4 separate regions of the Homo sapiens genome follow, and all the other regions are linked to region 1. Evidence: chromatin contacts called from ENCODE Hi-C or POLR2A ChIA-PET data. All regions are on one chromosome and are shown on one strand. Each heading gives the region's core, a stretch centred on a gene start or an enhancer-like site at or near the end of the contact. The rest is flanking DNA. Distances are from core to core; before and after follow the strand shown. Region 1 holds the start of LRP8 (LDL receptor related protein 8). Region 2 holds the start of ORC1 (origin recognition complex subunit 1). Region 3 holds the start of ZYG11B (zyg-11 family member B, cell cycle regulator). Region 4 holds the start of YIPF1 (Yip1 domain family member 1).

The links. Hi-C counts contacts between places; a loop is a spot of excess contacts on that map. ChIA-PET counts read pairs that join two places held with the same protein, here RNA polymerase II (POLR2A). Pooled maps may share reads with other maps.
Region 2: a loop to region 1 is called in a pooled map, with 23 times the contacts of the local background. The contact joins the promoter of ORC1 here to the promoter of LRP8 in region 1. A Hi-C loop is called at or near these places in 5 of 37 single-sample maps with no recorded cell type and 11 of 50 pooled maps. POLR2A ChIA-PET finds 5 or more read pairs at or near these places in 1 of 52 experiments (activated CD4-positive, alpha-beta memory T cell).
Region 3: a map of CD8-positive, alpha-beta T cell shows a loop between it and region 1 (7-fold over the local background). The contact joins the promoter of ZYG11B here to the promoter of LRP8 in region 1. A Hi-C loop is called at or near these places in 1 of 168 maps with a recorded cell type or tissue (CD8-positive, alpha-beta T cell), 3 of 37 single-sample maps with no recorded cell type and 9 of 50 pooled maps.
Region 4: a map of B cell shows a loop between it and region 1 (7-fold over the local background). The contact joins the promoter of YIPF1 here to the promoter of LRP8 in region 1. A Hi-C loop is called at or near these places in 1 of 168 maps with a recorded cell type or tissue (B cell), 3 of 37 single-sample maps with no recorded cell type and 9 of 50 pooled maps.

Annotation. Positions count from the first base shown.
Region 1 is chr1:53,326,820-53,330,065 of GRCh38, forward strand. It overlaps LRP8 (LDL receptor related protein 8), which reads right to left and starts at 1,251. Exons shown (of 19, transcript NM_004631.5): 1 at 970-1,251; 2 at 54-173. The coding sequence starts at 1,093. It overlaps LRP8-DT (LRP8 divergent transcript), which reads left to right and starts at 1,414. Exons shown (of 3, transcript NR_131923.1): 1 at 1,414-1,556. RefSeq lists silencers at 1-232, 748-917, 968-1,117, 1,188-1,387 and enhancers at 298-407, 1,458-1,687.
Region 2 is chr1:52,402,628-52,405,873 of GRCh38, forward strand. It overlaps ORC1 (origin recognition complex subunit 1), which reads right to left and starts at 1,796. Exons shown (of 17, transcript NM_004153.4): 1 at 1,619-1,796. PRPF38A (pre-mRNA processing factor 38A) reads left to right here and starts at 1,975. Exons shown (of 10, transcript NM_032864.4): 1 at 1,975-2,252; 2 at 3,053-3,212. The coding sequence starts at 2,123. RefSeq lists an enhancer at 1,295-2,494.
Region 3 is chr1:52,724,788-52,728,033 of GRCh38, forward strand. ZYG11B (zyg-11 family member B, cell cycle regulator) reads left to right here and starts at 1,666. Exons shown (of 14, transcript NM_024646.3): 1 at 1,666-1,896. The coding sequence starts at 1,867. RefSeq lists a silencer at 1,477-2,056.
Region 4 is chr1:53,888,340-53,891,585 of GRCh38, forward strand. YIPF1 (Yip1 domain family member 1) reads right to left here and starts at 1,458. Exons shown (of 11, transcript NM_018982.5): 1 at 1,374-1,458; 2 at 905-1,124; 3 at 568-647. The coding sequence starts at 598. RefSeq lists a silencer at 217-511 and an enhancer at 1,397-1,691.

The DNA.
Region 1 (3,246 bases), core at 1-2,500:
CCCCACCGTTCCTTTTCTCTCCCCGGGTCTGAGCTCCCTGGCCCGCCACTCACGGCAGTCGTCCTCGTCGCTGTGGTCTAAGCAGTCATCGTCCTCGTCGCATCTCCACACAGAGGGGATGCAGCGCTCGTTCCGGCACTGGAATTGGTCCTTTTCGCAATCCTTGGCCGGCCCTGCGAGGGGGAGGGAGCGTGAGCTGGATCAGCGGACTCGGCCCCACTCCCCACCATGCAGTCCGGGCCACCCGGAAGGACCCGCTGGGGAGGAGGAAAGGGGGCGATTATGGAGACCCCGGGGGCTTCAGGCACACTCCATCCAAAGGGAGGGCACGATGGCAGGGGTTCCGTGGATGTCGGGCCGCTCGGTGGCACGGCGAGACCAGGCACCTACTTAAAGTGTCACACGACCTGGGTATACCCTCCATTCAGACGCACTCACCCGCACACGCGACCCATAGTCAGAGATCTGCTCAGATACAGCCCATAGGGAGTCCCCGCGCCCGCGCGCCAGGCGCAGTGGGAGCCGCAGGCACATCACCCTGGCAGGCAGCCCCCTCTCTCTCCGCCGCGCGCAGGGGTCTGCGGAAACGCATTGTCAAGCGGAGAAGCCGCCCGGCTCTGCTCATTACCGCCGCGGAGCGCGCGTGTCAAATAAACCCCAACGGCGAGAATCACACAGCTCATCCGGAACCATGAATGGCCGCCCCTCCGGCAAAGTTCCCCGCTGGCCAAGCCCCCCTGCACCCCTCCCCCAAGATCCGCTGCCCAGAGGGCAGAGCCCTCAACACCGAGGCCCGCGGGGGCGGGGGGCCGAGGGCAAATTCAGGAATAGCCGCTTCGCGTGGAGCCTGTCCGCCCGGGAGCCCCCGATAGCCCCGGGTTCTGGACCCCTCCCCGCTCCGGCCTCCCGGCCGCGCTTTGTTGGTGGCTAGGGCGGAGCAGAGCCGAGTCAGAGACCGGCTGCACGCACCTTGGCCGCCGAGCAGCGGATCAGCCGCTGCCGCCGCAAGATGCTGGAGCTGCAGCAGCAGCAGCAGCAGCAGCAGCAGCAGCAGCGCCAGAAGCCGGAGAGGGCCCGGCTCGGGGAGGCCCATGGCGGGCCCGGGGCTCCGGCCGCCGCGCCCCGCGCTCCCCGCGCCGCCGCCGCCGCGTCTCAGCCCTCCGAGTCCTTGCCGCGGCGCCGGGGTTGCCGCTGCCCCCGCCGCCGCCGCCGCCGCCGCTGCCGCCCGCCCCGGCTCCTCGGCTGCATTTCAAGCAGGTTCGGTGACGCTCGGCGGCGGGGCGGGCTCAGGCTGGGCGCGCGGCCCCGGCCCTGGGCGGCCGCCGCCAGCGCGCGCGCTCCCTCCCGCTGCCGCCTCCGCCCCACGCTCCCCCTGCCGCCGCCTCCTCGCCCTCCTCCCTCCTGTCTTTCGTCCACTCTTCTCTCAGCGGGCGCTCCACGGCCCTGCTCTGGGCTCGCCTGAGTGCTGGGCTCTGCAGACGCAGGGATGGGCCAGGCGAGCCCCTCACCACGGAGGTAGCAGGTCCAGAGGAAGCAGCAGAGGCTTCCTGGAGGAGGTGACAGGCGGATCAGAGGCTGAGGGATGTCTAGGAGTGAGCCTGGGCGGGAGGGGAAATGATGTTACAGGACGAACAGGCCTGTGCAGTGTGCGCGTGGGGCGGGGGAGGGAGGGATAGGGGTGAGATCCCAAGATGTGGATGAGCAGGGAGAAGCTGGGGGCGCAGGGCTGGACCCCTGCACCTGTCATGGGCTCCGGCTGGGATATTATAAATCCCTGTGGCTGGTTTGGTTTCCGTGCCATGTGCATCTGTGCATGTTGCACGCTCATGTGATCATGGGGACGTGAGGCAGGTGGATTGGGCCTGGTGCACAGACTATTCATCGTCGTTAAGTACGCTCCAGGCCCCTAGTCAGAGGGGCAACCAGGGGGGGCCCGCAGGGAAGACAAGGAATCCTCGCTGTGATGGAGAAAGACGAGGTCTGTGGGGCGGGCCGGGCGGGGGGGAAGGGGAGGGCACGGAAGGGATGCCATCCCTGCCGCTAGGGGCCGCGCACCTAGGCCCGCGCTGTCCGCCCCTGCTGTCTTCTGCAGGAAGGAGAAGGCACCTCTTCCTCTGGAGGGCTGCAGCCCGCCTCACCCACACTGGGGAGAATGGGTGCGGAGAGCGAGCTGGGATTCGATTTCAGCCTCAGACTTGTGAGCCGGGTCCAACCCACACAACCTTCTTTAGAGAATGAGATTCCAGGGCATTGGCCACTCAAAACAACCGGCCTGCAGGTGCCAAGAGCCAGTGTTAGGTCCACCCTCCCTCCCCTCTTGCCCCTTCACCTCCCTCGCGGATGGGCAGGTGCTGTTAGCCCTTGGCCTGGAAACCACCCTGTCTCCTCAGCAGCCTCCTGAGCCGTAGTCCCCCAAAGGGCAGCCCAGCGGCAATATCTGTGGCCACCCCACCAGAAAGGGACTTAGATCCCCAGAGAGCCCGGCACGGTGCTCCTGCCATCATCACCCCTCCTGTCCCTTGTTCATTCAGTCATTCAGCAAGCATTTCAGGCCCTGTTCTGTGCCAACCCTGTGCTGGGCCTGCGGGTACCAAGGTGAATCAGGCATGGTGCCAGCCCCGGAGAGGTCCCTGACCTGTGGGGAGACAGACCATTAGCACACAGACAACGAAATGCAGGCGTCCTTTCACCTATATGTGCCAAACGCCCTTCAAGGCTCAAGGATACAGTGGAAACAGATAAGGTTCCTCCCTGCTCTCCTGCAGTTATGTCTTAGTTGGAAGAGATACACACAAAAGCAGGAAAACAAAAGATTATTTCAGGTCATCATAACTTCTATGGAAAAAACAAAACAGACCCAGGTGAGAGCAATGGGGGTAACTGTAGAGGTGATCAGGCAAGGCCTCACAGAGGAGGTGACATTTCACTGAATGGCAAGATGGATCCTGACCCATGAAGATCAGGCGGAAGGGCATTCTTGGCAAAGGGAATGGCAATCAAGGTGGGCCGGGGCCTGATGACAGGGAAGGAGTGGGTGCCTCAGGTGAGGCTGGAGGGAGTTGGCAAGGCCCTGATCACCAGGGCTTTGTAGGCCACAGCTGGGAGTTTGGATTCTGTGTCAAGCACAATGGTGCCTGGGACTGTGGGATAAAGATAGAAGCCCGTCTTGCTGCCCAAACTGACCTATCCAACTCAGTCCCTCCTCCTCCTCCACTCTGTGGTCTTAGGAAAGTCAATCCTATCTCC
Region 2 (3,246 bases), core at 546-3,045, 920 kb before region 1:
ACAAGGATAAAACAGAAATACAAAGGCTGGGCGCAGTGGCTCACGCCTGTAATCCCAGCATTTTGAGAGGCTGAGGTGGGTGGATCACCTGAGGTCAGGAGTTCGGGACCAGCCTGGCCAACATGGTGAAACCCCGTCTCTACTAAAAATACAAAAATCAGGTGGGCATGGTGGCAGGCAAATCACTTGAACCCGGGAGGTGGAGGCTGCAGTGAGCCGAGATCGCAACACTGCACTCTAGTCTGGGTGACAGAGCAGAACTCTGTCTCAAAATAAAAAAAAGAAAAGTAGATGTTATTATCACTTCAAGGTGATAACTTATCCTATCTTATACAGGATGGCACAGCCTTAACTCAAACCCGGAAAAGCCAGACTGCAATTACTGTGCTCTTAACTACTTCACCTTACAACACACTGTGTGAAACTGGATAATGTTAATATGTAACTGAGAGCTTGCTTTTGGTGTACTTATTACAATAAATCAGGCTTCCCAGCCACTGACTGAACATTGTGGATTGGGCCTCAATTTGCTTACCCACAAAATGGAGAAAATAGAATCTTCCGTTTATTCAACCAATATTTATTAAGTACCCATCGTGTGCCAGGCACTATTTTAGGATAATGGAAGATTAAGTGAAAAAATGCAAAATGGTAAATCCACTTTCCCACTACCTTAATCCCTTGCATTTATTTGTAAGGTACAGTGGTTTTATTTATTAAGTATCATTTGATGAATACTATGGAACTAACATAATTCAAGCAAAATTTTGCATTCAATTTCGGCAGATTCACAAACCTCCTAAAGTCCACATATTGCCCTCCATTAAAGTTAAAAACTGTTGCAAAGGGACTTAAACCATTCTGTCATATTGGAAACTCCTTTGGCATTTCCAGCCCACCTAACACAGCAGAGACGAGGGTACTATTATTCATGTGTTACAGACAACTAGAATCGTATATAATCATTGCAGTTTCACAAATAGATCAGGATAAGAATGCCTTTTCCAACTGTCACAGCAGAAGACTCTTCAATTCCGGGGTTAGAAAAGAGAAGTAGGAAGGGGGCCACCAGACTTCTCTTCTGAAAAGAAGGTGAATGACAGACAGCCCAGCAGTTAGGAGCTCATCTGAAAAAAAGATCTGGGTAGGAGCCCAGACTGCTTAGTCACGAAAAGCGACCTAAGACACGTCCCTCCCTGGGCGCAATTTACGTCCGTAAAATGGGGTAATAACCTCTGCTCCGCCTTCCCTGTAGTGGTTCCTACACTATAGCTCAAAGAACGAAACAAGTAGAGTGCTTTACAAATGCAGATGGAGGGAAAGTCATCACTGAGCATCAGGGTGCGGAGGGCAGGAATGCTCCTGCTTCTAGGCTGTTGGCTTCCGCCTTCCCCCCTGCAAACTCAGTTCCCTGCAGCGCGGGAAGCCTTTTAGGAATCGGAGTGTGGAACAGAGGAACGCTCTTAACAGTTCAGAACAGTGCCTGGCACTGAACAGGCGCTTGGTACATGTCAGCTAAAAGAATCAATGACTGAGTCTACAGAGAACGTCCTCAGTTTCAGAGGTTCCGATGCGCCCTCCCCCGAGTCCCTCGCAGCCCGCTGGACGCCACACTCACCCGGCTCCAAAGCTTCCTCCGGCTAGCCGCAAGCCCTCCGTTTCCTACCGCCTCCACTTCGAGAGCTCCGGGGGATGCGGCACCTCTAACCTGCACCAGCAGGGCTCCTTCTACAACTACGGGCCGAAAGCCAGGACCAAAGCGTGTGTCTCACTAGAAATGAAAAGAAGGTGGAAGGAGAAAAGAAAACTTCGCGCCAATCGGCGTGGCCCCGCCCCCAGACCGTCCCTTCGTTGCGACACCAACTAGCTCGCCCCGCCCACTCCGTACACCTAAGAGGGGCGCATGACGTACATCCGCTAACATGCAGCCGCCATCATTGATTCGATAGGCGACGCGGGGAGCGGAAGCCCTTTACACTACGGTGTTTCCGGCTTCAAGATGGTCGCCTAAGCTGTTTAGTGAAACTTCTTCCACCTTTCTCCATTCCTCTAGGTGCTTTTTCTGAACCTGGATGTGAGGCATTAAAGGATCCGACGGAAATAGAATTGAAGGCATTCTAAAATGGCTAACCGTACAGTGAAGGATGCGCACAGCATCCATGGCACCAACCCTCAATATCTGGTGGAGAAGATCATTCGAACGCGAATCTATGAGTCCAAGTACTGGAAAGAGGAGTGCTTTGGACTTACAGGTAAGTGGAAGCGCGCGGAGCGCCTCTCAGCCCCCTTGTGGCCCATTTCTCCTGACCGAGCGCGGGTAGGACTAGCGACTGGCCTCTGGGGGTGGTACTGGAACGGAGTATGTCGATCATTCAGAAAAATTTTGAGTGCCTGCTAAGTGCCTCGTCTTGTGTTGAGTATTAGAGGCACAGATGAATCTGGTAAGGTCATATTCTGAAGGCTGTCTCAGTTGGGTGTTGTGAGTTATTCCGTATTTAATGATAGCAGGCTGGGTTGCAACAGTGTTAAGCTCAGGGATCCGGATATAACACTTTGACACAATCTGTTGAAGGTCTTTAAGGACCTAACGTTAATATGCCTGAAACCAAATTCATGATCTTACTATTCTTAGATCTGGGCCGGTTCCAGTATTTATAAATATCAGTGCTTCAGAGAAGTCTTCCAGGTAATCTTCCGATTTGAATTGTGGCTTTAAATCCATGTCCTGTGACAATCTGTGGACCTTGAGCAAGTCACTTTACCTTTCTTAGCCCTCATTTTCCTTACCTGGAAATAAGAACATTGCTAGAACTTTCTTCATGACTTGTTAAAAAAGGTTAAGTGAGATAATATGAAAAGCTTAGCAGGGTACCTATTTTATTATCCATTCTCAATGTATATTAGCTGTTGTCGTTACTGTTATTAATACACATTCGTTCTCCTAATATTACACTGTTGATGTATATTTAGGAGAACCAAAGCTTGAACTAACTCCACTCCAACTAGGAAGAGCTTAGCCCTAATATGTTACTGTATTGTTTTTGTTTTTTAGCTGAACTTGTAGTCGATAAAGCCATGGAGTTAAGGTTTGTGGGTGGCGTCTATGGTGGCAACATAAAACCAACACCCTTTCTGTGTTTAACCTTGAAGATGCTTCAAATTCAACCCGAGAAGGATATCATTGTAGAGTTTATCAAAAATGAAGATTTCAAGTGAGTGCAATGTTCACTAGCTAATATAAGAGGT
Region 3 (3,246 bases), core at 416-2,915, 600 kb before region 1:
TTGAACTGTACACTTTAAAATGGTTAAGCAGGTTTAAAAAATCTGGGCTTGCATTTTGGATGCTTGTTTTTAAATTTTAATTTTTTCTAGTAATTAATTTTGATTGTATTTTACAGAAATTTAGTTTTGTGATTGGGGATAAAATCTGGGTCTTTTAGCACAGATGCTTGAGAACTGAGGAGGATTTGATGTTAGCTAAAAGACAAATAATTAACTTGTAGTAAGGAAAGGAAGGCAGAGAGAGCATCAAAGCAGAGTTACAGGTTCGTTGGAAGTCATGGTGGGTGCTGGGAACTTGTAGATGTTCTTTTTGGTTTGTTTGATTTTCTTGTGAATTAGAAGCAAAATCATCAGCTAAATGAGATGAGGGAGGAAGTGTCGGAGGTTTGAAGAGACAGGAGACTTGAAATAGTTATGTAGCAAGGTGGGAGAGTGTGTGAAACTGGAGAAATGTGGTAGGGTAGCCACTCATTATGGCCTCTTGAGAATAATGATCTCAAATTTACGGGGAGTCAGTCAACCACTTTTGGCTTTTTCTCCACCCACTCCATTGCTGGAGTTCTGTCAGTACAAAGAAAGCAGAGAACGACTAGAGAAATGAAGGTAATACTGAAGAAATCGACTTCATGTACCTCATGTACTCACTTTCTTCCCCAAACAGCTTAGATTCTATTAGATTCCATTTCATGACGGACGATAGAATCTAAGCTGTTTCAGGAAGAAAGTGAGTACATAAGGCCAGCGTGGGGAGGAATAGCGAAAAGGTAGTTGGATCAATGGATTTGGGGTCTTGGAGTTGAAGTTTTTGGAGTTGGAGTATTATCAGACAGAGTGAGCTAGAAAGGAAGAAGGTTGTGGCCGGGCGCAGCGGCTCACGCCTGTAATCCCAGCACTTTGGAAGGCCAAGGCAAGCGGATCACCTGAGGTCAGGAGTTCGAGACCAGCCTGGCCAACATGGTGAAGCCACTTCTCTACTAAAAATACAAAAATTAGCCGGGTGTGGTGCCGGGTGTTTGTAATCCCAGCTACTCGGGAGGCTAAGGCAGGAGAATCACTTGAACCCGGGAGGTGGAGGTTGCAGTGAGCCAAGATCGCACCACTGCACTCCAGCCTGGGCAACAAGAGCGAAACTCCATCTCAAAAAAAAAAAAAAAAAAGAAAGAAAGAAAGAAAGAAAGAAAGGAAGAAGGTTGCAATGGGAGTTAGAGGATTAAAATTGAGATTGTAGAGAAGTTACAATTATTCGTATGAGCATGAGAGTGAGAGGCTGAGCCAAGAATGATCCCTAGAGAAGAATCTGAGAGGCCAGAGGATTGGAAGAATTAAGCGAATTTTGAAATAACCAAGAGTTATGACAATAGTAGTAATGAATGACAGTGAACCAGAAGCCCAAATCTTAGAGAATGATGGTGAATGACAGAGGAGTCTATAGGTGACCGAAGTGAGCGATGCTCTAATCTCTCGTCATGATGTAATATTTAAAGCTTTTCATATTTTGAAGGGATGCTAGGATTTGGGGGTGTGTGGCTCCTTTAAGGGCCTGGGAGGGGGAGAAGCTGGAGGTCGGGCTGGGGGGGGCGGGACCCCCTCGTCTGAGTCTGCGCATTGAGAGCGGAGGCGGGTCCAGGCGCGGGCTCGCGCGCCCGGGCGGGTCCTCGCGGGGGCGGAGTCTGCGCTCTGGTTCGGGCTGCGGCTGCGGCTGCGGCTGCGGCTGCTACTGCTACGCTCCTAGCTTGAGGGAAAGAGGCCGAGGCCTGGGCCAAGCCCGGAGCCGCCGCTCGCCGGAGCCTCCTGGAGCCTCCGCGCCGGCTCAGCCTGGGGGCGGGCTCCGGTCCGGCCCGCCGCCGCACCCAGGACGGAGGCTGCATGCCCGAGGACCAGGCCGGCGCAGCCATGGTGAGGGAGCAAGGCCTGCCCTAGCCGCAGCCGCCCGCCACCCTAGCCCCCGCCCGTCGCGCTGGCCCCTGCGGTCTTGCCCCTCCCTGTCTCTGGTGTCCCCTCGGGCTCCCTGCCTTTACCTCTCTCCCTCGTTACCGCCCCCTCGGTGTTCAGCTCCTCCTTCCCCATTCACCTGCTTCGGTGAACCCCTTTAGGTGACACCCCCTGAATCTCCCTTCTCCCCGATGACATCCTTTTTATCACCCCCAGTGACAGCCTTTTTCGCATTCCCTTTGTCGCCCACTCCTTGTCCTTTAACCCTAACCCTTCCTTTCTTTCTCCTCTATCATTTTGCCTTTTTTCCTCTTATGTGATTTTTACTTTCCCCCCTTTCCTCCCTAGTTTTCGCTGCTCTTCCTTGCTCTTCTCACCCCTCTTCACCATTTTATCTCCACTGCCCCCTTCTCTCCGTGTTCCTTCTCCCCTTCGTCCTCTTCCATCCACGTTTCCTCTTCCCTTATCGGATGTCCTCGCTCGGTTCGCCGTCGCAGCTGTCCCCATTTCCTTCTACGGGCTTCAGGGGTCTAAGCAGGAACAATTTGAGGACTGTTGCTTCCCGGGAGCTGTAGGGCGGGCAGATAGGGATTTATAGGTTTGCTTCTTCCTTTTCGTTTTTGGAGGCATTGAAGAGATCCTGGAAGCCTATTCACCTAGTGTCATTGCAAAATCGAAGTGGTGGTGTGTTACAGAGCAGTGAAGTGAGGGCCAGCATGCATACTGTGACCTCAGGAGAGATCTAGTCTTTTGACAGAAATAGCTAAAAAATGTTTTGAATTTTTTTTATTTTGAGCATCTTTTAATGTGGAGGTGCAGTTGGAGAAGTTTAAAAATACTTATTTACAAGCTTGGCTATTATTACTAAAAACAAATGATTTGTTTTCATTTGGAGGCAGAGACCAAGGGCATTTGAGGACTGACAATCAGGTTGGCAGGTTGTGACAGTCTCTTTAAACCTTCTAAAGAGTTCATTTGTTTTGCCCTGTCTGCCTTTAGTTGGGAGAACCTTATATTTGCAAATTTTCTTTCTGTCTGAAAATAGGTTGAGGCTTCAGTTGGTTTTTTCATTGAGTTGGGTTATAAGTGGTTTGCTGTACATTTATTGAAAACATTGCTCCATCATATGCAACAAGCTAAATTTTGGTCTCTGGGAGGAATAAGGCAAAACTAAGTCCTGATAATTATGTTCCCCTAGGAGGTTAGTCAGTTTCTTTTTTTCCCTCCAGCAGTTTTTTAGAAAAGTAATATACTATAAAATTATTTAATCTATGAATTTTCCCTAACTCACTCCTGCATTTTTAGTCTGTCATT
Region 4 (3,246 bases), core at 208-2,707, 560 kb after region 1:
AGGTATATATTTAAATGATCATTTAATAAATACATGTCCCCCTCACTAGACTGAGAGCTTCACAAGGAAACTATTTTGTTCACTCTTCTATCCCTGATAACTAGAACAATTGCCCGGTTCCTGGTCACAACCAGGAGATATTTACTGATTCAATGAGGGAATGATCTGATCACATTTCATCCTAATGATCTTTTTACATTTTTATCTACTCCACCAGTGGATAAACTTCTTCATCTTTTTGTCTCCAGTATCTTGTACGGTTCTAAGCACAAAGTAAGTGCTCAATAAATGTTTTCTGAACTAAAGCAGGAACTGTGTAAGCATTTTCTGTAATCACTGTACTAAATTTATGATACTCGTTACCAATCTGAAGGGTTATCTGGCAAAAAAAACAAAAACAAAAACAGCTGGTGTGGACAAACAGGAAACACCTGGATGTGGCCAACAGCCACCAAGATGTTTGAAATAATATCCTTCAATGTGTGAGGCAGTATAGGAATGAAAATACTTGCTGTGACTGTAGCAACAGTGATCATAAATATAAAGGTGGGCACCCAACTGGTATACCTTCAAATTGCAAGTCATCTACTGCTGCCATTCGGCCAGTGAGTCTTCTCCCAATTATGAGGAAGAAAATTTGCAGGGTTCTAAAAGAAAAAAATAGGTAAACATAATAGGATGACAGTATAAAGTATCTGCAAACAACTCTTATGTATTAGAAATGGTATCACTTTCCCTTGCCTCCCTTTTCAGTGGGGTTTAATAGGTTTATATAAAGATAACCACTAAGCATCAGGTATTATTAAATATTAAAACTGTAACAAAGAAACTAACCCCGGGGATCCAAAGGTTCCAATTCAACCTTATTTGGTTGTGTATGTACCAGGAATGAATCTCAACTCACTGTGTGAATGTTTAGAGAGCAGGTGCAGCCTAGAGATGTAACGATGAGGAAGGAGAGGCTGAGGTTTGAAAGAGGTGATGGGGACAGTGAAGAACAAAGGCAGTTCAGCCTAGCCAGTGGTTAAAGGCACAGGCTCTGGGGTCAGACAGAGCTGGGTTTGATTCCCGATTCTGCTGCTTCTCTGCTGTATGCGCGCTCCTCGCGGCCTCAGTTTCCTCATCTGTAAAATGGGTGCATAACGATACCTAGTCACACAGTGCGGGGGTCATTAAATGGGAGTGCGTGTAAGGAGCCTAGAGCGGAGTCAGGCAATTAGTAGGCAATGGGGTGTCGGCGACCCTGCAGCCCGGGACACCGCGAAGCAGAGGCAGTGTTTCAGGGAGAGGAGCTGGGCCGCGGCGGCCCGGGCGGGCAGGAGATCCTGAACCCCCTTAGCCTCGTACAGGTCCCGCAAACTCGGCAGCCTCACCTCGCGGGGTTAGGCGTCCCCCGGGTCCCGAGAAGGCTCGGGCCTCAGTTGCTCCGCGCCGGTTTCGGTCCAGCCCAGTTGCCGGAAGCCGGAGATCCGGGGGGCGGAACCTCTCCGCCTCCTCCGGGAAGAGCCCCGCCTCCTTAAAGAGACAGCAGCTCCCAGAGAAACCTGCGTGCTGCGGCGCGCAGAGCCCGCTCCCGCCCGCCCTTCTCCCGAGGCTGAGCCTCGAGTTCTTAAAGAGACAGGCGAGGGCGGAGTGGTGGGGTCGCTGAGTGTGACTACTTGGGCTGGCCTTGCTCCAGGGAACGTAGAAAATTCTCGAGTTTAGGGTTTTCTTACTGTGTGTTTATACCTCTTTTCCTAAGGAAATATAAAATCGGGTGATGAAAGACGATTGTGAAAGAAAAAATTAAGTCACCCGCGTCACCAGTCCCTCAGTTTCTTTTGGCCACAAAAATTTCACTGGTGAGAAAGTACATGATGAGTCAATTACATTCTGAATGAGTGATCGAAAGCGCGATGTCTGTTCGTATGAGCACCCCCAGTAAGTGAGCGCTTGGAAAGACTTTACATCTAATAATAGCCATATATAGTGTATTTTTTTCCCCAAGATGATCATGATCAGGCTTTGTACATGCAGGATCTCTAATTCTCAGAACAATCCTGCTATCTTGGGGTGATTATCCTCATTTTACAAAGAGAAAGCTGAGGCTTAGAGCATGTGCAGGGCACTTTTGGTTGAGTATGTACCAGGAATGAATCTCAGTTCATGAATTCAGCTGTGCTAGTATATCAGCCACCTCTTATGTCCCATTTCAGATCATCTTGGCCTCACCTGCTGCTTATTTCACCGCCACTCATCTTATTCCAGCGTCAGCAGATATAACCTGAGTGAGCTTGCCTCCAGTCTATGCCTCAGGCTTCTCACTTTCTGCTTCGAGGCTTGTTTCTTCATGCGATGGGGCCATGGGACCTTGCTGGAGCCAATCAGCACCCAGACAGGTGCATCCCAGAAGTGTAGGGGTAGAGAGTTGTTAATGTCTCATGAGGCAAATCTCTGACCAATGGGGTCAACACTTGATGAATATATGCTTTTCCTGTTTTTCCCCCTCAGGCGCCCTTTCATATAGCTTTCAAACTACCTAGCAGGATTAAGCAACCAAATGCCTTTGGAAGTGACGCATTTGACAATGCATCTTCGCAATGGGTCTCCTTCCTTCCCTGATATACAAGCCCTGTACTTCACTCCTGGTGCTTGGATTCATACTTGCCAATAAACTACTCATATGAGGAAGCAATATGAAGGCATGTTGGTACCAAAAGTGGCCCCAGAAAATAAAACCTTAGGTTGGCATTTTCTAACTGAACTGCGCACCAGTCACATGGCAACAACAAATATATTGCTGGTGTTAAGGGGAGAGAGAAGGAGGGGGGTGGTGGTGGTGTGATAACACTTAGAATAGAATGGCATCACAATTACTAAGGTGTCTGTCTGCAGTTGATTGGGATAACGTGCAGGTAGAAGATAAGGTGCTGAGTTATCTAGTGGCTGTGGCACAGGAACATTAAGAGGACAATGGTAATTATAAGGACTATGGAATGGACTGGGTGTTCTTAACTCCATTGGAAACCTTGAAAATAAAATGACAGACTTAGAACAGCCAACTGTCAACTTGAGGCACTTTGTGAAAGCTAGAGAGCCTCTATGGCAGCTTTGAAGATTCTTATTCTTCTATAGCCTTGAGAAAGACTGGACTGAAAATCAGGCCCAAGATCTAATTGTAAGGGTGGCAAAGTTTCAACGAAGACTGAATGCACAGCCTCTGTAGGTCTCCTCCATCAAAGCTGGGGCATTGTCAGAAAATGAATG